Linked DNA regions of Homo sapiens: regions 2, 3, 4 and 5 are each linked to region 1. Evidence: chromatin loops called from intact Hi-C (ENCODE). Cell type or tissue: prostate gland. All regions are shown on one strand.

Evidence for each region. Hi-C counts contacts between places; a loop is a spot of excess contacts. Peaks named below come from ENCODE experiments on the same cell type or tissue, not always from the same donor. Only the 100,000 strongest peaks of a DNase experiment are listed, where the experiment ranks them.
Region 2: it touches region 1 in a loop (8-fold over the local background); 97 of 110 quality-filtered maps call a loop at or near these places.
Region 3: a loop joins it to region 1, with 4 times the contacts of the local background. A loop is called at or near these places in 11 of 110 quality-filtered maps.
Region 4: a loop joins it to region 1, with 4 times the contacts of the local background. A loop is called at or near these places in 4 of 110 quality-filtered maps.
Region 5: a loop joins it to region 1, with 3 times the contacts of the local background. A loop is called at or near these places in 8 of 110 quality-filtered maps.

The regions. Positions count from the first base shown.
Region 1 is chr7:45,920,704-45,925,703 of GRCh38, forward strand. IGFBP3 (insulin like growth factor binding protein 3) reads right to left here and starts at 569. Exons shown (of 5, transcript NM_000598.5): 1 at 35-569. The coding sequence starts at 437. RefSeq lists enhancers at 372-952, 953-1,533. In prostate gland, CTCF peaks have their summits at 392, 1,636 (motif pointing right), 2,700, 3,879 and 1 weaker place; DNase peaks (open chromatin) are centred at 268, 1,698, 2,718 and 3,818; H3K4me3 peaks cover 1,287 bases.
Region 2 is chr7:47,086,721-47,091,720 of GRCh38, forward strand. No RefSeq gene overlaps it. Among named protein-coding and RNA genes, the nearest start is that of SNORD151, 380 kb to the right of the region's middle. In prostate gland, a CTCF peak has its summit at 2,253 (motif pointing left); a DNase peak (open chromatin) is centred at 2,261.
Region 3 is chr7:46,930,921-46,935,920 of GRCh38, forward strand. The region is part of intron 1 of LOC124901626 (a long non-coding RNA gene); the gene reads right to left. Among named protein-coding and RNA genes, the nearest start is that of SNORD151, 530 kb to the right of the region's middle. In prostate gland, no CTCF peak of the experiment used is centred here; a DNase peak (open chromatin) is centred at 2,021; H3K27ac peaks cover 344 bases.
Region 4 is chr7:46,554,563-46,559,562 of GRCh38, forward strand. No RefSeq gene overlaps it. Among named protein-coding and RNA genes, the nearest start is that of IGFBP3, 640 kb to the left of the region's middle. In prostate gland, no CTCF peak of the experiment used is centred here; a DNase peak (open chromatin) is centred at 2,989; H3K27ac peaks cover 952 bases.
Region 5 is chr7:46,601,410-46,606,409 of GRCh38, forward strand. No RefSeq gene overlaps it. Among named protein-coding and RNA genes, the nearest start is that of IGFBP3, 680 kb to the left of the region's middle. In prostate gland, no CTCF peak of the experiment used is centred here; a DNase peak (open chromatin) is centred at 2,562; H3K27ac peaks cover 1,719 bases.

The DNA of each region.
Region 1 (5,000 bases):
GCTGCACGCAGCGCACCTGGCGCGGGCGGCTCACCTGGAGCTGGCGGCGCTGGCAGCAGGTAGGCGCGCAGGCGGCTGACGGCACTAGCGTTGACGCAGAGCCCGCGGCCGTCCAGCAGCGCCTGCAGCGGTCGCGCCTCGTCGGGCGACGGCTGGCAGCGAAGGCCGGAGCCACAGCGCTCGGTGTAGATGCCGCACGGCTGGCCCTCGCTCAGTGCGCACGTCAGGCAGCAGCCGCAGCCCGGCTCGCGCACCAGCTCCGCGCACACGGCGGGCGGAGGCGCGCACTGGGCCAGTGCACGCGCGTCGCACGGCTCGCAGCGCACCACGGGACCCAAGCCCGCCGAGCTCGCGCCAGCCCGCGCCACCGGCGGCCCGCGGAGCAGCACCAGCAGAGTCAGCGCAGCGGCCCAGAGCGTGGGTCGCGCCCGCTGCATGACGCCTGCAACCGGGGCACGCTGCTTGGCAGGCTGGGCGCGCAGGGATGGGGCGACAGTACACGGCGCGAAGCTGTGGAATCCAGGCAGGAAGCGGCTGATCCTCAGCGCCCAGCCGCAGTGCTCGCATCTGGGCGGCCCGGGCGCGCCGGCCGCTATATAGAAGCCGGGGTGGCCCAGGACACGCCCCGGAACGGCGCGCCCAGGAGTGGGGGTTGGGAGGGGGGCGGGTCGGCGCAGGCACGGCTGCGGGGGCCCGTGCTTCGCCCTGAGCAGCCGGGGCCGAGCTCGGGGGCGTGCAGCTCGAGACTCGCCCGGGCACCTGCTCCTCGTGCGCACGCCCGGAGCCCGGGTCACCTTGTCGTCTACAAGAACCAAGGTGTGCCCGGCCACCCCGGCACTCCAGGCCACCTCAGCACCCCCGGTCACCCCAGTCACTCCTGGCCAACTCAGCACCCCCGATCTCCTTGACCCCGCCGCCCTTACCCCTTCCGCTCTCGGGGTGAGGTCTCCCTGCGGCGAGCCGGTGTCGGGGAAACTGGCATACAGCGCTCCGCATTCGTGTGTACCTCGTGGAGCTTTCTAAAATTTAATTCCGTTGGCAGGCGAAGTCTTGGGACATTTCTGACTTACATTTGGGTCTCAGGGAGCCAAGGCACTGCGGGGTTTAATTTACACCCGCTGGGCTGTTTATATCCCCAGGGGCCCACAAATACGCATCTGAAGATGCGCCCGGGGCCTTCGCCCCTTTCCAGGCTTACTTCTCAACGCAAGAAGACTCTCACGTGTTGCTACACCGCAAGTCTCCAATTAAGAGTGGACCGGCAAGCGAATGCGTCCTTAAGGCAGGGCTTTTCAAATATTTTAAATGACAACTGTTCTTCTTGTCTTGGGTATTCTCCCTGATTATGTTTTCAAATGGAGTTTACACCCATGACAAAAGAATAATAAAGACAATAAACTGGGCACTGCTGAAACGTAATTAACCAAATAGTCCTTTAATAGGCAATTTTCATTGTCATTTTTTGAAGGCGACTTCGTATTACTGTATTCTCGATGCGTTGGGATTCTAGCTTATCTCTGCAATCTAAACACTTTTCAGTAAAGTTCGGGGGCGCAATTGCGCGCTGAGGTCGCTGTAACTCCTGTCGGCCTTCTCTGGCACTCGAGTTTCTTCAGTTTTGTCTGCGCACCCCCTCCCTTCGGTGACCAACAGAGGACGCTGGTGGTCCAGGATTGGATTGAGGATTAAATTTTTCAAGGCACTTTTCCAAAGAGTTTGTGGGGGTGGAGTGGGAAGCGGTGAGACCTCCGCGGGAGGAGACTTTCCTGAACGCTGTTGAAATTGGACGCTTGCCTTAGGAGGTGGATAGGTGACTTGAAGGAGCCCTTTGCAGTTTGGAGTAGTAATAGCAAATCAGGAGCTCCTCCATTCCCCTCCAGCACGAAGCCTTGGGTGAAGTTAATCTTCATTCATCATTTCTGTCTCTCCTAATCGATCTCTCGCCCAGTGTCTCTCCTTGTCCCTCTCCCTCCCTTTCTCTCTCTCGTCCTCTCCCCTTTTCCCCCTGTCCACCTCTTCCCCCATATCTATACAGCTTCCTTTTATACATATATACTCTCCTTTTAGAATGGAAAGATCAATTTCGTTCCCTCTTGTACTAAATAAATAAATAATTGGACCTCTACAAATAAAAAGAGACCAAAGACAAGAACAATGGAGTGCCCCGGGGTGACGAAGGCCCAGCACCGTCATTTTCTTATGAGCTCTTCTCCCACAGTGCTCAGGCTGTGGCTACACTCAACCTTGTTTACAGGAAACCGTGCCATAATCGTCGCTTGCTGTTTCCTTTCTCTTGTATCACCTCCTTCTAGTATCTGCGTTGACACCCAAGAACAGGATCTCTGATTTCATTGGAAAATTGAAGGAAACAAAACGAATCCCCCAGGTTTACATCCGTTCCTTAAATACTCGCAGAGACCTTGACTCTGAAATTAGAGCTGGGTTCGGCATCAAATGCAATTCTTGAGGTCCCAGGTCTGCAGTTCTGGTTAGTGCAATGTTGCAGCAGAGCCTGGACTGACCACTGGTTAGTGTAGCACTTTTTATTCAGCTTTATCATCTGGAGAGTGGACAGGGGAAGATCAGAAACAATGTCTTTTTGGAAAGGATTAAAAAATTTGTTTTATTCTTGGTTCTCTTCTTTTTTCCCTCGCATTGCAGTTGGAGAAACTTGTTCAGTGCCGAATGGCTAGGGGGCGCCAAAGCTCCAGGCGTCCAGCCCGGCCTCAGGGACCACGGGACACACGTAAAGACTAAGTCACATTTCAACTTTCAAAGGCTATTCCAATAACAATGTTTTATATAGATTGCCATCACCTTTATCATGACATCTTGCAACAGCAGAGTAAATTTGAGGCAGTGACACGGGGAGAATTGTGTTTTGTTATTTAGCCAGTTTTATTTGATAACTGCAAGCTCCCTGCCCCTCCCGGAACATAATTGTTGCAGGAAGGATTTGGACTGGATAAAACTTAATTTTGTGACATGCTCGTTAATTCTGTTAAACTTCCAATTCATCTGGTGTTTGTAGTTTTTAACATAAACTAGTATTTAGTGAGAAAGATGTTTACCCCCTGTGAAGGTGCTTGGCATACAATTGCTAATCATTGCAAAAGTAGCGAATAACCATCCGAATAGAGGTCAGGAGGCTGCATAGATCTCTTTTCACTAACGGAGTCCAGCTGACCTGATTATAATTAGTGTTTCCTTTGGTCAGCCTCGTTATTTTCACCAGGTGACCTAAACCACTCATTTCTTTGAGCCCACTCCTGCTGCTAAAGGGCACCTTGTCGCTGCGTGATACTGGCTCCTTTGCTTTTCTTCTGCTCAGCCCCCAGCTGGACAAGCCACCCTAGGGTCTCTCTCCTTCTGACAGCACTACTGTTTCTCAGTGTCCTCTGGGGTGTGGCTATCAGTCTTACTGACCACCAATAGACTTAGAACAGAAAGAGCCAAACTTCTAAAGGCAAGCAGTGTTGGGGACCCAGTTGCTAGGACTCAGTGGCTCTCACCCTATAAGCTTCAGGTTTTTTTTCCCCTTTAGGGGACGTATTGGTGGAGACAGGAAATCTAATTTTCTCTCCATCAGATCGCCTGCTGGGTGAGCCTCCCGGAATTACATATACTGGGCTTGGGGATGCATTGGGGACCATCAACTGCCAACATCACGGTGGCTAACAACACTGCAAATGACTTTTACTCACAAATAACATCATTAAGAGTTCATCTATCCACTTAGTCCAAGAATGATTACTAAGCACCTCCATGTGCCAGCTGCAGGATTTCACAGGCTGGCTGGAGTGACTCACCAGAGTCCAGACAGTGGTAGGCAGTGTGACAGCAGAGAAAACAGAGAGGTTCACCGGGTGCATTTATAACCCTGCTGGAGGGATGGCAAACCTGTCCGTGTGGTCAGAAAAAACTTCTGAGAGGTGGTGGCATTTGAATTGAGTCTTAAACAATGTGGGAGAGTCCAGCTGAGAGAGGCAGGCAAGAAGAAAGTATGGGCATCCACAGAGAGTCATTCTGTGTGCCTGGAGGGACGAGGGGAGGGCTCAGAGGGGATGGTGTTGGCATTGTGCATGTGACCTGTGGAAGGCATAATTCTGAGATTTGGAAGAGAAGAGAAGGTAACTGGATATACTGGATGGGGACAGTGGTACCTGTGGCAGTGGAAATCCATGGTCCAGAGACAGGGGCTCCTCAGAGTTAGTGCTGTCCCGTGTCGTCAGACAATCTGGAGATAGATGCTCCAGAGAAGGGGCCTGGACATTGGGAGCCCACCCCATGGAAGGGAGGTTTCTGCTCAGGACAATGATACTCCTGTCATGGCTTTCTCTCACAATAGTGCTACCTTCTACATGTGGGCACCCACACCCTTGCCTACACAGTTAGTCATTTACATGATAAGAGTTACCTCTGTGTCTCCTGGTCATTCAAACAGAGGCAATTCCTGACTCTGTCTAACTTCCAACTTTTCTTCAAGGTTGAAGCTTCAGAACAATGAGAGAGACTGGGGACTTCAATCACAGTAGACTAGAGTTTATTCTTAACTGCTTGCTCAGTTCTCCTCTCAATAGCTTTCTGACATTGGGCAAGTTCTGCAACTCAATTCTAGGACCAGGTAAGGGCACTAGTACCTATCTTACAGCACTGATGGAAGGATGAACTCTTAGACACAGTGTTGCCTGGGGAATGGGAAATAAAAGTTCATCCTTGTGTTCACATAGCCACCTGAACAATCTTAAAGGTTTTATTCTCAAATGAGTCCTAGCACACAGCCCACATACCTTGTCTCCTTAGTTCAAATGTCAACATGCTAACAATTGAGTCTACCTGTGGGCATGACATACAGTCTTCAAACTGGCCAACAGTCTAGTATGGTCTTTCCCTGCCCAGTGAAGTCTTAAAAGGGGACAGGAAAGATTTTAGGAGCACTTTTCATTCAGCTGGTTTGTCCCCGGCACCAGTGTCAATCCTGTGTCTTTACCCAAGGGCAT
Region 2 (5,000 bases), 1.2 Mb after region 1:
GCCTTTGGGAGGTGATCAGATCGGGGTAGGGGACAGGAGAGGCCTCATGATGGGATCAGCGCCCTTATCAAGGAGCCCCAGGGAGCTCCCTCATCTCTTCCACCATGTGAAGACACCAAGGTAAGGCACCCTCTGTGAACCAGGAAGTGAGCTCCCACCAGACACCAAATCTGCCAGGGCTTTGATCTTGGATTTTGCAGCCTCCTGATCTGTAAAAAATATATTTTCTATTGTTTAGAAGCCACTCAGTCTATGGTATTTTATAGCAGCCTAAACAAACTGAGACACTAGAGATAGAGTGCAGGGAAAACAAAACAAAGCAAAACAGAACCAGACATTTGAGAGATCTCTTCCCATTAGGATTCTTTAATTGTCATCTAATTGCTGTTCAAAAGAATTGATACAGAGTCAGAACAGAAAACAAAAGCATGTGAAGATCCTTTAACAGCTTCGTAACCGTCAGCCATCCAACAAAACACTGAAGTTCATGCCTATCTAATTAATTTTCTGGCCATCTAAAAATTTAAAAGGTTTGAACTCAAGACTACAAACAAATACAAATTTTCTTTGAAATTGCATACTATATAAAAGAAGAAAGAATGATTTGCCAAGTAGACTATTAGACTCATAACATGCTGACATTCATAGAGAGAAGGCGGAGCAAAGAGACAGGCTTTATTTTATTAGATTTTGTCTTCCCAGCCCTCGCTGGAGCCATTGGAGAGAACTCCATCTAGCTGAAAGACCTGAAACTTAGAACCAAAGCAGCCAATGACTACACAGCCCGACTCCTTCCCAACCCATAGCTAGATCCTGGATTACCCATATGTGAACCAAGGCCAGTGTGGGAAGGGCACTGTGGAAAGCGAACGTACCAGGTTCCCAGGGAACAGCCAGATGAGGCTACCTGCTCCAGGCCAAAGAGAGGGAGCAATGCCACACCTCCTCCCAAGGGGAAGTAGCTCAGGCCTCATGTAAGTGAAGAAAGACCTAGACATTTGCCTAAGGACCAGGTTTCTGGATCTCCTCACACTCAGGAGGAGCACAGCCCCACCCTTCTCAATCCAACTTCTGTAGAAGGAGGTAGGCCCCACAAGCCAGAAGAAATTCTGAAGAAGGAGAAAGAGGGGGTGCGTGGACCTTCTCTCAAGCCTGGTGGATGCCTGTAGGTCCTTCTATCTACCAAATTGCACCTTTCCCCAAGTCCCAGATGGAGCAATCATCCTCCCTCTGCCTCCCCACCTCCCGTGGACTTCAACCCTTATATTCATGTTAGAATCTCTCTGCCTCTTCCTCTGACTTGATTGTTTGCCCTGGAAGGCATGAATCAGACATTCACATCACATAGCCAGGATGTGGTGCAGTCTCTGGAACAGTGAGCCACTGAGGGAGTGGGTACTGGAAAGGTTCATAGACTAACAAACACCTCAACGACTGCTGCTAACTTGGGTGCTTCAAGGCATGTGCCTGAATCCCACCCAGAGATCCCAGCTGCAGAGTCCAAGGCCCTGAGCCCAGCCACACAGCTCAGGAGTGATTTCTTCAGGGCAGAAAGGCCAGGGAGACTCCTCCAGCAGCTGTGCCAAATGCTGTGCCCAACTGTGAGGAAACAGTGGCAAAGAGGTATAGGTTAAATGTGTCTGGTAGTGGGCAGGCAAGGAATGAATTGAGGTGGGGAGAAGGCCAGCAGCTCAGCATGCCGGGGAAGGCACGCTGCCACCTGCTTGAAGCAATCCATTTGGTTGACCCTCTGGATGTCTGCACTCAGCCAAAAGCACACGGATAAATGTCCTACATGGCTCACAAGCTCTGTGGATGAGTCTGTGTCTGTGGACAGAATCCTCAGTCGTCCAGGGTGCTGGCCAGCTGTCCTGCTCAGTGGCTCTATGGCCATGAGCAATACCCCTCTACCAGGCTGGCTGGCCAGCTCTGATGGGCCTGGACACACCACACTCCCCAACACAGGGCACAGAAAAAGTCAAGAAATAAGGATTGATCAAATCTCTATCTGGGGACGATAGGTGACATTAGTCTTTGGAGGGAGCCATTGCTAGTTTTTCAAGCAGGGTGGAATGCGAGGAGAGCTGGGCTTCAGAGGTGTATAGAACCAATTAGGAGTTTTGACCCGCCATGGTTTATTTTAGGATCAGGGAACAGGTGCTTGCTGGCTGGCTGGCCCAACCTTCTGAGGCGCCATCCCAGGCCGCATGTCAGGCGCCCTGTGGAATGTTGGTGCCCACCGCGCTGAGCCTGAACTCTACGCTCAGATGTTGCCATCTAGTGGTGACAAGGTGCAAATCTCACCCTTCGCCCTAATGCATAAAGGATCAGGAATTTTAAAAGAAATACTTTTCTAATAAAGCAAATTAAGGAATACTTTTTATTCACTTTTAAACAATACATAGAAAAGATTGCATTTTTGGTTTTGGCCTCTTTAGCCTCCTAAATATATACAAAAATCACATCAAGAATGTAAACTACCAGAAGTCAAGGAGTTGGAGTTGCCCAAGTGCCTTTATTGAGACTACAGTTTCCCCATGGAGTAAATCTCAGTTCGTTACTTTAATTAAACACATGTCAAGAGATATTTGTGATATGAAGGAATGAAATTTAAATTTTCCCTGCATTTCCTCATTCTGATTCCAACTTGGTTACTTACCAGGTAAATGGCACATAAATTCTCTGAGGCTCATACTCTTCACTGGCAAAATGGGAACGCATGACACGATAATAGGAAAAAGTGATGTGAAAAGACGATAAAACCCTGAAGGCACAACTCTGGGTGTGTCCTGACTGCTCAGGTGTCTCCCAGGGCGGCCCATTTGATGACACAGCCATGGTTTCCTCTCTTGAACAGGGGGTCTGTGTCCGCTTACTTTACCTAAGAGCACACTCACCAGCAGCCCCTGCCAAGAGTGTTCAGTTCGTGTTCTGCGCAGTGTCTAAGATATTCCTAATACTTAACAGATGTCAAAAATGGAATATTCATGATAAAAATACTCTTTAGTTTTCCATAAGCTCCAGTGACTAGAATGAGCCTTTCAACCCATGAAAGGATCCAGTCCTGGCTGGATCCAGAATTCAGGGAGTTCTGAATTTTGTGATTTCAAAGTGCTGATTGGTTAAGATACAGGTTACGTTCCTCCTGCACTACCTACCCAGGCACCTTCCTCAGTGATGAGACTTTACTCCTACAGCCCATCTCTTCCTAAATGGATGGCCAGCTCACCTAGAATCTCTCAGGGATTTTGCACTTAGTCTTACTTCCCGCTCCTAATTTTTAGTTTCTCTCTCTCCTTTTCCACTATGAGCAAACACCCTTTTGTCCCTTGGCTGAAGTCGATCATTCTGTGAGAGTGCTGCCCCTTTGGGTTATGGTTCTACTTGAAATTGATCCGTAACAAACACCTCTATGTCCTCATTGTCATTTCCTGAAAGGAGGTGTAAGTCAGGTGCAGGAGACTGAGAAGAGTAAGGCTGAGCCTCACTCACAGGCACACACTGTGGTGGGACAGAGACATCCCACAGTATAGCCGCAGGCCAAGAGCGAGTCCCCTCAGGGCCCCAGAAAAAGGCAGAGTGGAAATGCCTTCAGCAGGCTTACCCCAGCCCCACATCTTCTCCCAGCCCCTTCTTGCCCATCCCCTGGCTGGGGCTCCCACACCTGTTCCTTTCATATAATGGCCCTCTCTTGGTTCCCCAGACATGCAATGGTTCTGGATGTCCCTGAACCTCTGGCCACAAACTGCTCACTGCCCTTTATTGTTGTTTTTCCTCCTCCTCTCCCAAACCATGACAGTTTCCCAGGGCTGTATAATCTTTCCTCTCCTTCCCTTCTCTTCTCCATGGCCCACTCACCAAACCTATATTTTGAACTGTAGCCACCCATCGCTGGCCCTCCTTGGTGGCCAGGCATGACACCTCACATTTGCAGTAAACACTGTTCCTGACTTCTCCATGGCAGTGGCACCCTCAGCTCAGGCTACCCCATTGTTGTCTTTCATCAATAAGTCCCAAACCCAGGAGTTTCTCTCCTGAGAAATGGGCCCTGGATCCCCACTTCCTCCAGATCCCCCCAGCTGCCCACACTTGCTCTGAATTCTCCTGGAGTTAACACCCACTGCCACCTTCATCTTCCTTGGAGAACAATCATGCCAGGAAGGTCACAGGAGCCGGAGCTGAAATCCCAGCTCTGACATGACACTTCTCTAACCTGTTTCTCATCTACAAAGTGGAGACAATCTCCCAGAGCTGTGGTTCCAATGAAAGATACTGTGGGAGAGCAAACCCCCAATGTGGAATGAATGGGAGACTTCCCTAGAAAAGAGGTCTAGGCATCAGCTCACCTCTACTTATTCTCTTTGTAACCAGAACAAGGGTTTAAACCTTCAGGCCTCAGTTTTCCCATCTGTGAAGTGATCACCTCAGCACCTGCCTCACTCAAGGGTGGTGAGGATTAAACCTAATTCTACACATAAAGGTCTCTGGGATAAACTCCCCAGACCATGTATGTTATTATTATTTCCAATTCTTCTTCATCTGAACTCCTCACCCCAGCATCAAACGTCTACCATACTTTAAATTCTTTCTTCCCTGGCCCTGTCTCTCAACACAGCAAGCATTTCAACACCCATGCAATCATTTGACAAATATTCACACTTTGCCTCTCCTCTGCCTGCATGACTTGGTGCTCTGTGGCACGGAACGCTGTGGGTAGTGACTTCTGCACTGGGCCTGTGATAGGAGGGGTCTGGGCATCAAGCACAGCATCACTAATCCTTCAGTGGGGTCTTCTCCTTCCAGGCTTGGCTGAAAGGTAGCCTCAGCCCTGATCTCTCCCTCAATATCCCCAGGAGGAGACACCAGTCCTTCTTCACTTCCAAGGTTTGCAACTAATGTGTATAGGTAAACAGAGGTTTATAAAAACTCCAAAAGCTCCTCACTCCCATTTTGATCTTAGAGCTGCAATTAGGGGCTGCAGCTCTGATCTTCTCAAGATG
Region 3 (5,000 bases), 1.0 Mb after region 1:
GATCAGAGCAGTCTTGTGCTTTACCTGCCATCTAAGGCATGTAGATTTCACTAAGTAAATAAAAGTGAGCCAACACAAATCTACAACCAGTGAACTTTCATGTCAAATCCTCCTACATATCCATAAACAGCAACCATTCTACCCTGTTCCTCAACCTGAGCCTTAGTTGGTTTTAGATGGTACCAAAACAAGTCGTTTGATAGAGCAATATTCAGTAAACTTTTTAAAACATAAATATGATGTGAACAATTCAAATTACGTTGACATTTTTCCTGAGTTTCCATGTTTGGGGCAATCTTTAAGTAACCTACAAGTGTTTGATATCATGATACATCCAGCTTATGTTTATATTAAATCAAAATGGACAGGAGAGGAAAAAATGTTAAGGATCCCAGTGTTTGATGTACCTAATGCAAATGATTTATGTCAATGTCATAACTTTGTAAGTAGACCCTCCTATGAGCACTTTTCTACATTTCTGTGGACAGCCAGTCAGAATAGACTAAGGGGTAGCTCTATCTACTAGGAACATTCGCCCACTAATATCTTCAATAGGACGTAAAAGATAGGTAAACAGAGGCCATAGAGCAAGGCTGTGTCAATAAAGCAAAGGATTGTAAAGTTAGATTTTTAGAGATGTTAAGTGGCTGAAAGAAAAGGCTGAAACTAGTGAGGCAGTGTTTCATGGGGTAAAAACATCTACCTTTGATTCTCTCACTTCAACTAGACCCAAGCAGAAGGGAACTTATTTAAACAGCAGTTCATGGAAGAAAAGCCATCATAGGCTACATCATCAACTCAAAAATGACATACCCGTGAAAGCTCTGCCTAAACATCTAAACTCAACATAGGCAGCTTTAATGTAAATGAATAGTGGAAACCTAAGGATACGATGTTTTGTTGCACTTGCCATTGGATTACTGTGCTTGACTTTGAGTCACTGCAAACTGCCATGTGTTTAGAGGTGATCCTGGATGTTGCAGGGGTCCAAGACCCAGGAGATCCTGGATAATTTAAGTGGCAAGTAGCAGACTTCATGGAGGACATTTAGTGTAAGAAAGGAGAAAACTTAGGTCCAACATGTAGAAGTTTCAAATAGAAAAGTTTTGATGTGTCACAGCAGGAAGTAAAAAAGTATCACTTCCACTCTAGGAGGATTTCCTATCAATTTGAGCTCTTCTAGTTTAATCACAGATTTTGTAAAATAATGAGGTCTGCAAAGGAATTTAAACAGGGACTACGCAACCACTTGATGGGATATTGGGAATATCTACATCGTGCTGGACAAAAATATAAATGGTTCCTTGTGTGGCTTTGGAACCCAGATTCTCCTGCATCATCATTCTACATTGGTGCCATGAGGGCCAGACACTCTCACAACACTGCCCTTCTTGCTGAAAATATCAGTAATCTCCTTCAAACAGATAACTTGACTTCACCAGACTTTTTTCAGCACTTGGCAGCTATATAAACTTTTTATTAGTCCATTTATTGTTTATTTTGCACTGTTTTGTTTTAAGCATAAAGGGGTGAAGTACTAAAATATGTTTAGGGCCCATATCCCATTAAATCACAGATACTCAGTATGGCTGAGCAAATGTTTACTTCCCAGGGTCAGCCTAAACAAAACGAAAACAGCAGTCCCAAATATTTCCTTTGCAGAATAATCACAAAGGCTGTCTCTCCTGAAATCTTAATCCTAATCTTAAATATTTGCTGTCCTAAAATGAGGAAAGTCCTGTCAGTAATTGTATTATCTGTTCTTCTTCATGCTCATCATAAATGCCAAAGGGTAATTCTTCCTAGAAAAATCAATCTTTAGTGATAACACGCAATGTGTTTTTAATTAATGAAGCTGCTTGATGCTGGCAGACTGGAAGTATCTTATCATCACATGCTGGGGAATTCACACAGGGTCCTGTCTGTGCATGCCGATCCCTGGAGCCAAAGAAAAATCTCCTGTCATTAAATCCTCTGCTGAACTAGCCTACATACTAAATAGGCAGAGGATCACGCCAGCCATCATGCTGGATAAGTGTATCAAGATATAACGCATGCCAGAAGCTGATGAAATACTTTGGCAAGAGCAGTGACCAGTTTTGTTATAATAAGTTGTGGTTTATCTCCAGTGTGGAGGGGAGAAAACTCATTTATGATTGCTCAATATTCTTGAGCAAAATACGACTGTCATCTGAATCCAGAGTAGAAGAGAGGATTTTTGTTTCTTTGTTTCTACGTTTATTTTGTTTTTAAGAGGAAAAGCAGCTTCTCAGTTGATGGGCAGTGGGAACAACACTGGATTTGTGAAGAGGGCTCACTGTGATTGAGTCACTTCACTTTTTTCCTTGCTCCTATACTTGGTACAAGTCCCCTACCCTCTCCAAGACTCATTTCCTCCTTTCTAAAATGAGGACAAGAGCACCCACTTCAGGATGAACACACAAGTTAAAGCGTTGAAGCACATTGTAGGCTATACAGATAAAGACATTGTTATTCTTTCTAGAAATAATAATTATTTGTTTCTTACAGACTCCACTAAAGTGAGAGTTGGAACTAAACATTCTCCAACATTCCTTTTAAAAAATTATCAAATTATTAGTTTTTAATTCCAAAATTTTAGGTTTTAGTTTGTAGGCCTGATTAACAAAAGCTACTTTTATTTATTTATTTATTTTTTTCCGTGTGTAGCCAAAATTGAATGTAGGCATGAAATGCAGGGAATTTTTGGATAATGGGACAGAGAGGTATTTATTGTTTCAGAAAGCACTTCCTGAAAACATTTATAACCAAAGAGCCAATAAAATGATCGGTTCAGAGATAAGTATACTGGAAGGAAATAATGACCATTGCAACACATGGCTAAACACCCTGGAATCATTCTTCCTTGTATTATTAAGCATAATTTTTACATTAACACAGAGTCAAAATAAAAGTTCCCTGCTGTGCTTACACAATACTCTGCAGCTGAGCAATAAGAACTTCGAGTGAAGTAAGGAGCAATTAGAGCAAAAGACAACTCAAACTAATTATTTTTAATCATATAAGTATAGCTTAGATCGACTCACCTGTAAAACAGGATAATTACCTAGGTATTGGATACTCTTTAAATGTTTGTAGGATTAAATTGACATTTCAGTTATAAGCTATTATTGAGTATTGGAACCAAACAAGCATGGAATACAATAGGGATAAATCAAATAATGTAACTACAGATAAATTATAATATAATAGAAGGATAATATTATTACAATATTATAACAATTATATCTACAGATCAAGGAATTTTGTAAAGATAATTGAGACAAACCAGATGGAAAAAACTTGTAAAGATGCTAAAAAACAAACAAAAACATATTGCCCTTGCTCACTTTCTTGGGCCCAGTATAGAAAAGACTAACTTCTGTATAATTTCCACCTTAGTTTCTAGGTGAAACAGTTGAACTACTGACCTCTGTGTAATTATTTCGTAATCTGCTTCCTCTTCATGAAACGTTTAGTCCAAATCTCTGTATGACCAAGCTTTTCCCATCTTCCAAAGCCCAGATGAAAGAGGTCATCCACAGAACTCCCCTGTTCCTCTACTCCACCATATTTCTCTCTCCTGCAAAGGAGTTCTCTCTAGCATTGACCTTGCAGTGGTCTATTCCATGAGGGCCAAATCTAAAGCATAGAGTCATGCACCACACAATGGTGTTTCCATCAACAACAGGCTGTGTATTCAACAGCTGTCTCATAAGATTATAATGAAGCTGAAAAATTCCTACTGCCTAGTGATATCATAGTGCAATGCATTACCCGGGTGTTTGTGGTGATGCTGGTGTAAACAAAACTACTATGCTGCCAGTTGTTTAAAAGTATAGTGCATACAATTATGTACAGAATATATTACTTGGTAAGATAATAAGTGACTATGTTACCACTTTATGCATTTAGCATACTATATTCTTGTTGATATTTTTATTGTATTTTTATACTCATAAAAAAAGTTAACTGTAAAACAACCTCAGGCAGGTCTTAGACATTGTCATCATAGGAGATGGCAGCTCCATGCACGTTATTACTCCTGAAGACCTCCCAGTGGGACAAGCTGTGGAGATGGAAGACTGATATTGATGATCCTGACCCTGTGTAACCCTAAGCTAATTTATGTGCTTCTGTCTTAGTTTTGGACAAAAATGTTTAAAAAGTAAGAAAAATAAAAATAGATACATGCCTATAGAATAAGGACATAAAGAAAGAATATGTTTTTGTAGCAGGTATATAATGTGTTTTTATTTTAAGCTACGTGTTATTGCAAAAGAGCCAAAAAGTTTAAATAATTTAAAAGTTTATAAAGTAAAATGTTGCAGTAGGCTAAAATTACTTTGTTACTGAAGAAAGAAAAAATACTCTTTTGTAAATTCAGTGTAGCCTAAATGCACAGTGTTCATAAAATCTATCATAGTGTTGAGTAATTGACTCACTGGGCTTTCATATTCACTCACCACTCACTCACTGACTTACCCAGGGCAACTTCCAGTTCTACAAACTCCATTCATGGTAAGTTCTCCATATATATGCACCCTTTTAAAAAATATTTTATCCTCTATTTTTACTTTACTTTTTTGATGTTTAGATATCTTTAGATACAAAAGTATGGAACCATTGTGTATACTCGTCTACGGTATCAAGTTCAGTGACATGCTGCACAGGTTTGCAGCCTAGGAGAAACAGGCTATACATATAGCCTAGCTGTGTAGTAAGCTCTACCATCTGGGTTTGGGTAAGTACAGTCTATGATGTTCACACAAGACAAAATTGCCTAATAGTGCAATTTTAATTTCTTAGAATGTATCCCCATTGTTAAGCAATGCACGACTGTATTCACACTTATATTTCCTGGTATCTTCCAACAGTGCTTACTTATGTCTGGTGTGGCCCACATAAAATTGATCAAATGACAAAAGAGTGATACTCTTAAAATAAGGTAAGTGGGTGTGTCTTGCAGGGTATGGAAGAGG
Region 4 (5,000 bases), 630 kb after region 1:
GCATCTTTGAGCCTCACAAAGCCCCAGATTCTAACCATGAGTTCTCTTGCTCTCACCAGAAACCCTCCACTCAGTAGGAAAGGGTCCTCAACTGTCCAGTTCCTATAAACTGGATCACCTGCAATTCATCAGGTCCTCAGCCTGTTGGGTTTCATCTCCCTGCCAGCCCACACAAGTCGATCACATTCTCCCACAGAAATGAGGTGTCACCCCCTCTCTTCTTACTACAAACCTGGCCTCCTGTGGTCCCTGGTTGTTCCCTCTCTCACAGAGCACAACCCCTGTGGCCCTGTGTGGTATGTGGTACTCTCTCTTTATGCAGGCAGCACATGTGACTCATGAGCCATGCTTCTCACTTGTCTGGTGCTGAGTGTGCTGTGTTTGGCCATCTCATGCTGTTTAGAGAGAGGTGTCTCTTTTTCACCCATGGGGTGAATAGGAGGTGATGAGAAAAGATATAGGTGCCTTGAACAACATTATCAATGAACTTGACCTAATTAAGATTTCTATTTCTAATTTCTATTATCTAATTGTTGCATTCAGCAACAGCAGGGTATACATGGTTTTCAAATGTTTGCAAACATTTACTAAAATAGACAATATTCTAGTCTTTGAGACGAGTCACAATAAATATAACAAGATTCAAATAATACAGAGATATTTGCTGATCACAGCAGAATTAATAAGAAATAATAGAATGATATCTGGAGAATCCTCAAATAATTAGAAATTAAATAATGTTGGCCAAAGAAGCAAATCACTATCAAAAGAATAGATTCTTTAATGAATAATAATTTTAAAAAGACCGGGGTATACATCTTACAGTTTTTAAAAGAAATGTATAGCTTTAAACAGTTATGTTAGAAAAGAAAAACAATATAAAATTAGTAGTCTACTCTTTTTGTTTGTTTGTTTGTTTGCTTGTTTTTTGTTTTTTGTGTTTTTTTTTGAGATGGAGTCTCACTCTGTCACCCAGGCTGGAGTGCAATCGCGCAATCTCGGCTCACTGTAACCTCTGCCTCCCGGGTTCAAGCAATTCTCCTGCCTCAGCCTCTTGAGTGGCTGGAATTATAGGCGCGTGCCACCATGACTGGCTAATTTTTGTATTTTTTTTTTTAGTAGAGATGGGGTTTCACCATGTTGGTCAGTCTGGTCTTGAACATCTGACCTCGTGATCCGCCCGCTTCAGCCTCCCAAAGTGCTGGGATTACAGGCGTGGGCCACCGTGCTCTACAGTTGTCTAAGTTTTTAACTTAATATTACAAAGAACAAATACCCCCAAATTAAGTAGAAGGAAAAAATAATATAAAAACAGAAAGCAATTCATAGAAATTATGTTTTTCTATTATTTATTTCTCTATTTTATCTGTCTCTATTTTCGATTTCTCTCTTAAGGAAAAGAGGAAAAATAATACAATTAGAAAAATAAATAGAGTTGAAAGATGTTTCACAGAAAATAACAATAAAATTTACATTCTGATAGAATGATGGAGACTTAAGAGACACAAATCACACTATTAAGATGGAAAAAGGAGATATAATTATAAATTCTACTGACTTTAAAATAAGGTAATATTATACACAACTTTACGTCAACAAATTCAATAACTTAAGTGAAATGAACAAATTATTTGAAAGACACAAATTACCAAAACTGATTCAAGAAGAAGTAGTTAAATCTGAATAGACTTAGATACATTAAAGAAATTGAGTACCTGGCCAAACACTTTTCCACCAATAATTAAACACTCCAGGGACACATGGCCCCTCTGATGAATTTTATCCAATATTTAAGCAAAAAATGACACCACTGCCACTCAAAACTCTTATGAAATAGAGGAGTGAACACTTTGCAACCTATTTTATGAGGGCCTTATTAATCTGATATTAAAAACCGTACAGAACTCAATAATTAAAAAATATGGAACTATATTCTCTTATAGTTTAACACAGAAATAGCTTTTAAAAATTAACTAGTAGAATCAGGAATCCATAAAAGGAATAACACACCGTAACTAAATGGGGTCAGTTCAGAAATGCAAGTGTGCTTTTTTAAAATAACATTTTATTTCAAAATAATTACAGAATTTTTCCTATGGGAAGTAGCAAGGATAGTGTGGGGAGGACCCGTGCCCCCTTCACCCGGTTTTCTTGTTGGCTACATTTTACATAACTACAGTGCAACATCAAAACCAGGAAATTGGCACTTGCTACAATGTGTGGGTATAATTCTTATTATATTATCTTTAATGAAAGTTTTGGCTCAAAACTTACAAATCAGTAGTAGGGTAAGAGAAACTATTCTCTCTCTGAATTCTGTTATGCAATAACATGCATAAAAATATTAAAATGAAGATTAGAAAGTGTCACATGCTCGGAAATTAAAGCAACTATCATACAAGACATTTTGTATTATATCTATTAATAGCATCATACTCCGATTTATATTTTAAAGGAAGAGAGTACATTTATATTTGTACTTTCTACTGCTCTGCTTACACAATAGCAAATACAATTGTCTATTGAATATGGATGTGTGTATCTCAGCCTTAACAGTTAAATTCCTGGTGCAGAATATGTCCATTCTATGTGTACATTATTTATAGGAGTGGCAGTATGTTTTTATTTATTCAGACATATAAAAATTAATTTTTAAGGTAACTTCCGGCTCAACAAAAATCTGGATTATGCTAGAGACACAGATAAACATATATTTATGGGCTCTTTATGAAGTTCCCATGGGAAGCCTGAAAGTCAAAAGCAAGACCATAAAAATGAGCTCATCACTCTTAAGAAGCAGATAACTTACTCAGATAAGATAATAAATGTCCCAAGTATTCACTTTAAACTCAGATTGAACTGTGCCTGAACCCAGGGAGGCTGGATTCCCACCCCTGGATTGCCTTTCCCTTCTCGGTTCTCTTACTTCCTGGTTGGAGCCCAGGTGTCCTGTGCCAGCAGCTTTCTATCCCCAAACCACGTCCTTCACACTCTGCTGAGCCAGAAATGAACATGGACGTGCTGGGAGTCCGCACACACAGCTGGTTTCTGTTACAGTTTTATAAGGTTTCACCTGACACACCATTGGATGAGTTTTTTAAACTGCGCATGTGAAAATCTTTTAGTGTTTATAGATTAAGTGCTAAATCTTGGCAATGCCAGCTCACAGTTATTTAACAATTTCCTGAAGACGATGTGTGTACCTAAGCAGGCACACAGGCTTTTTAGTAACGAAGCCTCTGCCTGTCCTTCCAGACACATCTTGAGCAGTACTCCCACCTCCCTAGACTTTCTTAGTTACACGGTGGTCACTGCTCTGCCAAATGTATGTGCTTGAATAATCTTCACATATAAGTTAGTGAGCTACCTTTGTCTGGGCTGAAAATATTCTTCCCTTTGTTTCTGCTCAGTTGGGCTTCATAGGTCAGCTTCTTTTTATCACTCTCTCGATGAAAAGTCCAAGGCAGGCATGTCTAATTGACTGAAACTGGGTCATTTATTGTTCTCTCTGCAGGCCAGGAGAGTGAGGATGTAGTTGGTTTGTACAGGATAAATTTGACAACAGATATTGCAGATCAACTTTAGGGTACTGTTGAGGCTCTGCTGGGAGAGGAGAATTAGAGAGAGGTGAATTCATGAGACAGTTTAGGCCCAGAGCTAGGAAGACTAATGCATGTGAAAAGTGAGGAGATGTGTCTGACAGCCTCATCCAGATTCCTGGCATGTGGGATGAGGGCAGATGGAAAGACCACTCATTGAAACAGGACCAAACTTCCTTTACTCAATGTGGAGTATTTGTGAATATAGAAGAAGGAAAGGGCCATGGGACAGGTTCAGTTTTTGATGTTTCTATCCAGTGTTCAGGGGTCACTGATAAGTGAGAAAGTATGTGCCTTGGACAGGAGACCATGACAGTGATCTGGACCTGACATAGCACTGTCAATTTAGAGGAAGTAGTTGAAGCTGTGTGTGGAAGAGGCTCCACTCCGGTGGTATTGCTACAAATGCAAAGGCTGAATACCATGGGTCATGCTCTTTCTTTGACCTTCTAAAGAGTCTGGTGCAAGCCATATGTTGCCCTGTGCATCTTTGATTGTTATCTTTAGTCCACTGAGAATGTCCACTAACAATTAGGTAGGACTTATTACAGGCCATGCACTGTCCCAAGCATGTGTTTTCACTCATTTGATGTACACAGCACCTTAAGAGGTAGGCAATTTTTATGATGCCTATTTTACAACAGAGAAAGCTGAGGTGCAGAGAGATAAAACCCAACATTATAGAAAAAGTAAGTGTTAGATCCAGGGCTTCAACGTGAGACTCTTTTGCCCTGAAATCCCTGTGTCTCACCACACAAATATGCCTCTTTCAGAATTACATCATTTGTCACTCTGCCCTGTCACAAGACAATTAATGAAGTGTGTGTGTTGGCGGGGGGGGAGTGGGTGGGGAGTGGTCATCTTTTGAGGGATTGCAGGGTTCATAAAGAGAAGCTATACTTTTTCCTGGTTACTGTCTCCAAAGCCAAGCAAGAGTGATCAAGACAGCTTCATAATGTTTGGAGGAACCTACAAGAAGGAAAACCTGATAGTGTTTAATGCATATTACAGTAGATGCCATACTTAATTATAAATTTCTGAGTTTACTTCCCCATAGTTCTGTAAGCTTTTGAAGGCAAGACTTAACGTTAACCACCAAACCCCTAAATGGTAGTGTTTTTGTTAGAAACAGGCTGCCTCTAACCCTTCCAGCTCTTGAGGAGAAACGGGAGGAGAAAGATGACATTTGATCGTGTTCCAGGGAGAATGTCTAAGTTGTGTAAGTCAATTCTGACTCATGGGGAAAGGTTATTCTAAGTTTCAGCACACAGTTGTTTTTGTCCTTGTGTGAGGATGCTCTATAGGGCACGCCAGTGCCCCGGCTCATCCACAGGAAGTCTTTCATAGGAAGCAAACTGCAGTGTGTGGGGTTTCCTAAAAGAGCTTCAATATTGCAGTTCT
Region 5 (5,000 bases), 680 kb after region 1:
ACATTTCATAGAAGAGAAACAATTAACATAAGAAAAACTAGCCAACTTCTCCAGCAAGCAAAATAACCAGTGAAAGTAACAATTGCTCTTCATTTTTAAACACCAAATTAGCAAAGATTTTAAAAGTGAAAATATTTCCAAATGAAAGGGCATGTAGTTAAAGAGACATTTTCGAACATTGCCATGATCAATTCTAAATTTTTCTCAGTAAATCAATTTGGCAAAATACAACTTAATACCATGTTTTATTAGGTGCTTATACATATGAAATGTTTATTTCTTTAAAATTCAAACGGTAGTGCCCAGTAAATTTGATAAAAGGATGCCTGCTTTCCTTTGTTGTACTTCACCTAGTATTTGGTAAACTCTCGCCACAAGTAGACAGAGAGCATAACCTGAGTGGGGCCATGGACTCCACTAGGATGACAAGGACCCTTAATATCATGTCACAAAATTAATGAACTCTCAAATAGAATCCACGCAGACAGCTTAGTCTGCAAATGGCACGCCAGGCTAAACCTCTCACCCGGCTCATCCATGTGGGTTGGTAAGAGTCTAAAGCCAGAAGTGAGGACCAGGGGAAGAAAGGAGAGGAAATAAAAGGTGACCACCTTCCCGGAGAAAGAGCCCTCTAAGCACATTCTTGTGCTCCTGTTGGTGCTGTTTATTATCTCTTCCTCAAAAATCCTCTGCTTGTTTCCTGGTTAAATGCATTCCTTGGCAGGGAGGCCTCCCCACTTCTTCCTGGTCTAATTGACTCCATAGTCCTATCTCTCTCCATCTCTCTCTACAGTTGTATTTCCTCTTTCTACTAAAACACATGCCAGCTATTGGCAAAGAATAATACTATGAGTAGCAATAGTAGCAGTAGCAGCATCAGCAGTAGTAGTAATAGCAGTAGGAACAATGGCAGTATTAGCAGCAGCAGTAGTAGTAATAGTGATAGTGATGGTAGCGTCAGCAGCCATAGCTGTAGTAGCAGTGGCAGTAGTAGCAGTGATATTAGTGCTAGCATTAGTAGCAGCATTAGTAGCAATAGCACTAGTAGTAGTTGTGGTGGCAGTGGCAGTATTAGCTGCAGTAGCAGTAGTATTAGCAGTAGCAATAGTAGGAGCAGGAATGGCAATAGCAGAAGCAGCAGTTCTAGTAGTACTGGTGGTAGCAGGAGCAGGAACAGCAGCACTATTAGTGGTAGCATTAGCAGCAGCAATAGCAATAGTATTACAGTAGTGATAGCGGCAGTATTAGTAGTACTAGTAGCAGTGGTGGTATTAGCAGCAATAGTAGCACTGGTAGGTAACAGTAACAGTAGTAGCAGGAGCAACAAGGCTCACAGTAACAGTAGCAGGAGCAGCCATAGTGGGAGTAATAGGGGTTTGATAAATGTGGCCTATTTGATCACCAATCAGAGCTATGTAATATAATGCTATAATGTTGATGATAATGTTTCACGTTTATGAATCCTCAGCAAGTACCAGGAATTTGTCCCACATGAAGTCATTTCATTCTCATAAAAACCCTGGAGGGAGTTGCTGTTATTGTGACTATTTTACAGAAGAGTAAAGCAAGCTTTCAGAGGTTAAGCCCCTTCCCCAAGGTTACACAGCTAGCATATGGCCTCCTCCAACCAGAGAGAAGGCCTGTGTGGGGTCCTGCTTGGTGCTGCGCATGTCCACACCAGCCTGTCTTCTGAATGGGCATCTGCAGGGAGGGGTGTGGATATCGCAGTATGAAATGTCTTGCTGGACAATTCCCAGGTATTCCCTGGTCAAGGCCTCTTGCCTGATGGAATGGATTATCTGGGGTCAAGGAGCCACATTTGCAGCCTCTGCAAGGTGATTCTGCCTTGGCAGGCCTGTTTCCAAGCACTCTGTGTGATTCTTATGATGTCTGAGGCTGGAGACACCAGGCCAACAAAGGTTCCCGAAGTCGAGCAAGAACTGGAGTCCCCCGTGGGCTTGCTAGAACTCACACTGCAGGGCCCATCCAGGGTTGACAACTCCGTAGGTAAAGGCCCAGCTGAGAATGTGCATTTCTAACAGTTCCCGGGTGATGTTGTGCTGCTGGTCCAGGGACACTGTGAAGCCAGCTTCTTGGAAGAATGCCCTCCTCACATCTCAAGTACTCACAGTCTCTTGGCCTAACATTCGTGTTTCATTCTAAGGACCGGCACACCAAGAGGACAACAGACTTACTGTGAGAATGACATGTGATAGATTGTCATGAGTAATACTTGTTTGTTCTGGGTGTCTATAAACAGGACTGGGGTCCTATGTGATTCACTGTGCACAAGGCTGGCCCCCTCCCCATCACCCATGGGCCTGTACCATCTCTGAGTATGAGAATGTAATTGAGAAACTCTGACCTATAAATAAAAATCACAAGTCTATCTCCTGACCTTGACCTCACCTCCATCCTCCCTCACCCTTTCCACACAGCAGCATCGCCTGGTCTGACTACAGAACAGTAGCCTAGTAGCAGGCGTGGATCCGTGCCCTTGCTCTGGGGAATGCCTTCCTTCCTCGCAGCCCGAACCTCGTCCCTTCTAGCCCGTTAGTCAGCAGCCAGCGGCTTGAGAACATTGCGTACCCAGTCCCAGGAGAGCTCTGACCGCCAGCCGGTGCTTCCTACTGTTTACATGGCTCTGTCCCTCATGGGGCTGTGTGTTCTTGAAAATAGTAACTGGGTCATATTCTCTAAAACTTTAGCACAAAAACAATGGTAGTAGACTTTCTATAAACATGCATTGAATTAATGTTTTTCATGTTTTTAATTTTTAAAAAATAACACACATGTGACTGATGGCTTTAAACATTTAAGACTTCTTTCCTAACCAATCAGCATACATTTTCCGCCAGCAGATAAGGAGCCATGGAAGGCACTTTGTTCTTACTTGTGCTGTGTTTATCAGGGAGCTGAAAGATACACTCCATGTCTGATCTTAGAAACGTCTGTTTTCTGAAATGTGTGTAGAGGCCCTTCCCTTTGCAAGGAAGCATCTCTCTTTTTTTCCTCTTTCAAAGATAACATAACTAGGCAAGCTATTATTAATTATGACAGTTAATGTTGCCCTGTTTTGACTAGTGATTTATATTTTACAGAATGTATTTATGTTAGCTGCTGCATTTTAACTTTATAGCAGTGCAGCCAGATACCTATTAACAGTATGTTTATTTTACAGATTAGAAAACTGAAACTAAGTCAAGTGGCTGCCAAAAGAAAAAGAAACGTGGTTTCCAACTGAGGTCTGTAATTCCAAAGTCAAGATTTTATTTTAATCTAACTCTATTGGAAGCAAATAGCCAGTTGTCTTCTACTTCTAGAAGAATATGCTAGAAGGTATAAACTAGTATAACTTTCTTAAAACAGCTTCTGCAACCAGGGTATTTGGATAAAGCCCTTGGGAACAAGGGGAGCCTCAAGAGGCACTCAAGTCTGTGATTCTGAAATAGGAGGGAGATTGTGGGGTAGTCACCGAAGTCAAAAAGCTGATCCCCTAAAATCAAAATGACACCCGTTCTATCAAACTTCTCAGAAGATAATAACAATTTACTCATGTTTCTATATGTCTTCCCTAGCCCCTGTTTTGTGTTATTTTCTTCACTCCTGTATCTCCATGCCTTAGATGATTAGAGACATAAGAAGTACTCAATAAGTGTTTGTTTAATTAATAAATAAAATTCAAACTATCCTATTGAATAGGTCTTCTAATATAGACCATAATACTTTTTCCTGATATATTCAGTGAGTGGTTTGCCCATTTTAGTGGACACTTTAATGGCATGTAGGTCTCAGTTCATTAACACAATTCTTTCCTTAAATGCCTGTGCAATCAGGAGCTATGGAGAGAATGAATGGAATATATCCGTGTACAGGTGGAAGAGTCTACCAGTCCTGGCTGGCCCCACTTCTCTCAGGTTTTATCTACAGCTGTCATCAGCAGGATCTTCATGGGAACCATGACGAGGTCCAGCTATCCTCGTGCCTGTGAGAACCCTGGTGCCTTTTCAACCCTACAGCTAAAAGTGTTTCAGTAGCAGAATGGGATTCAAGAGGGTGAATCAGAACTGAAGCCCCTCTGTGGATGACCTCTGGAACCACACCTACAACTGACTAACAACCAGGACATGATCCTTTATGGCACAACTCTTATCATTTTTCCAAACTCTGCCTAGTCTTGGAGCATCGCCCATCAACCTGACAGCCAACTTCATTTAAAGACATAACCCTTGGCCAGGTGTGGTGGCTCATGCCTGTAATCCCAGCACTTTGGTAGTCTGAGGCAGGTGGATTACCTGAGTTCAGGAGTTCGAGACCAGCCTGGCCAACATGATGAAACCCTGTCTCTACTAAAAATACAAAAATTAGCAGGGCATGGTGGTGCGTGCCTGTAATCCCAGCTGCTTGGGAGGCTGAAGCAGGAGAATTGCTTGAGCTTGGGAGGTGGAGGTTGCAGTGAGCCAAGATCATGCCACTGCACTCCAGCCTGGCCGACAGAGTAAGACTCTGTCTCCAAAAAAAAAAAAAAGACATAACCTTTACATCTGCTGAACATTGTGGTCTCAGTTCTGAACCACTTGTTGAAACCTACACCTCATTCTGTACTTCAATTTGTACCTACTTCTCCTGACTTCTAATCTGGGGAACATATTTCTATCTAGTCCTGGCTCTGCACAACTTCCCCAAATGCAACTGTAGCTTTTTTTTCCTACAGTGTCTTTCTATGGTTTCAGCCTTCCTGAGAAATCAACCCAGCCCATCTTACTTGGTTTTTCTGACCTCCTAAGAAATGTTCCCACCAGACACTGCCTTATCTTACAAGCGTGGCCTGAGAGATGAGGACCATGGGATGGGTCATTTTGAAAAAGACAGAAAGAAAATGGGGATATATCTCATGAAACTCTAAGATGAAGTTATTCAATGATCTTTGAAGGAAGAAAAAATAGGCAAGGAAGGATAGAGAGATTTTGAACCAGATGCTGACACCAAGAAATATTAAG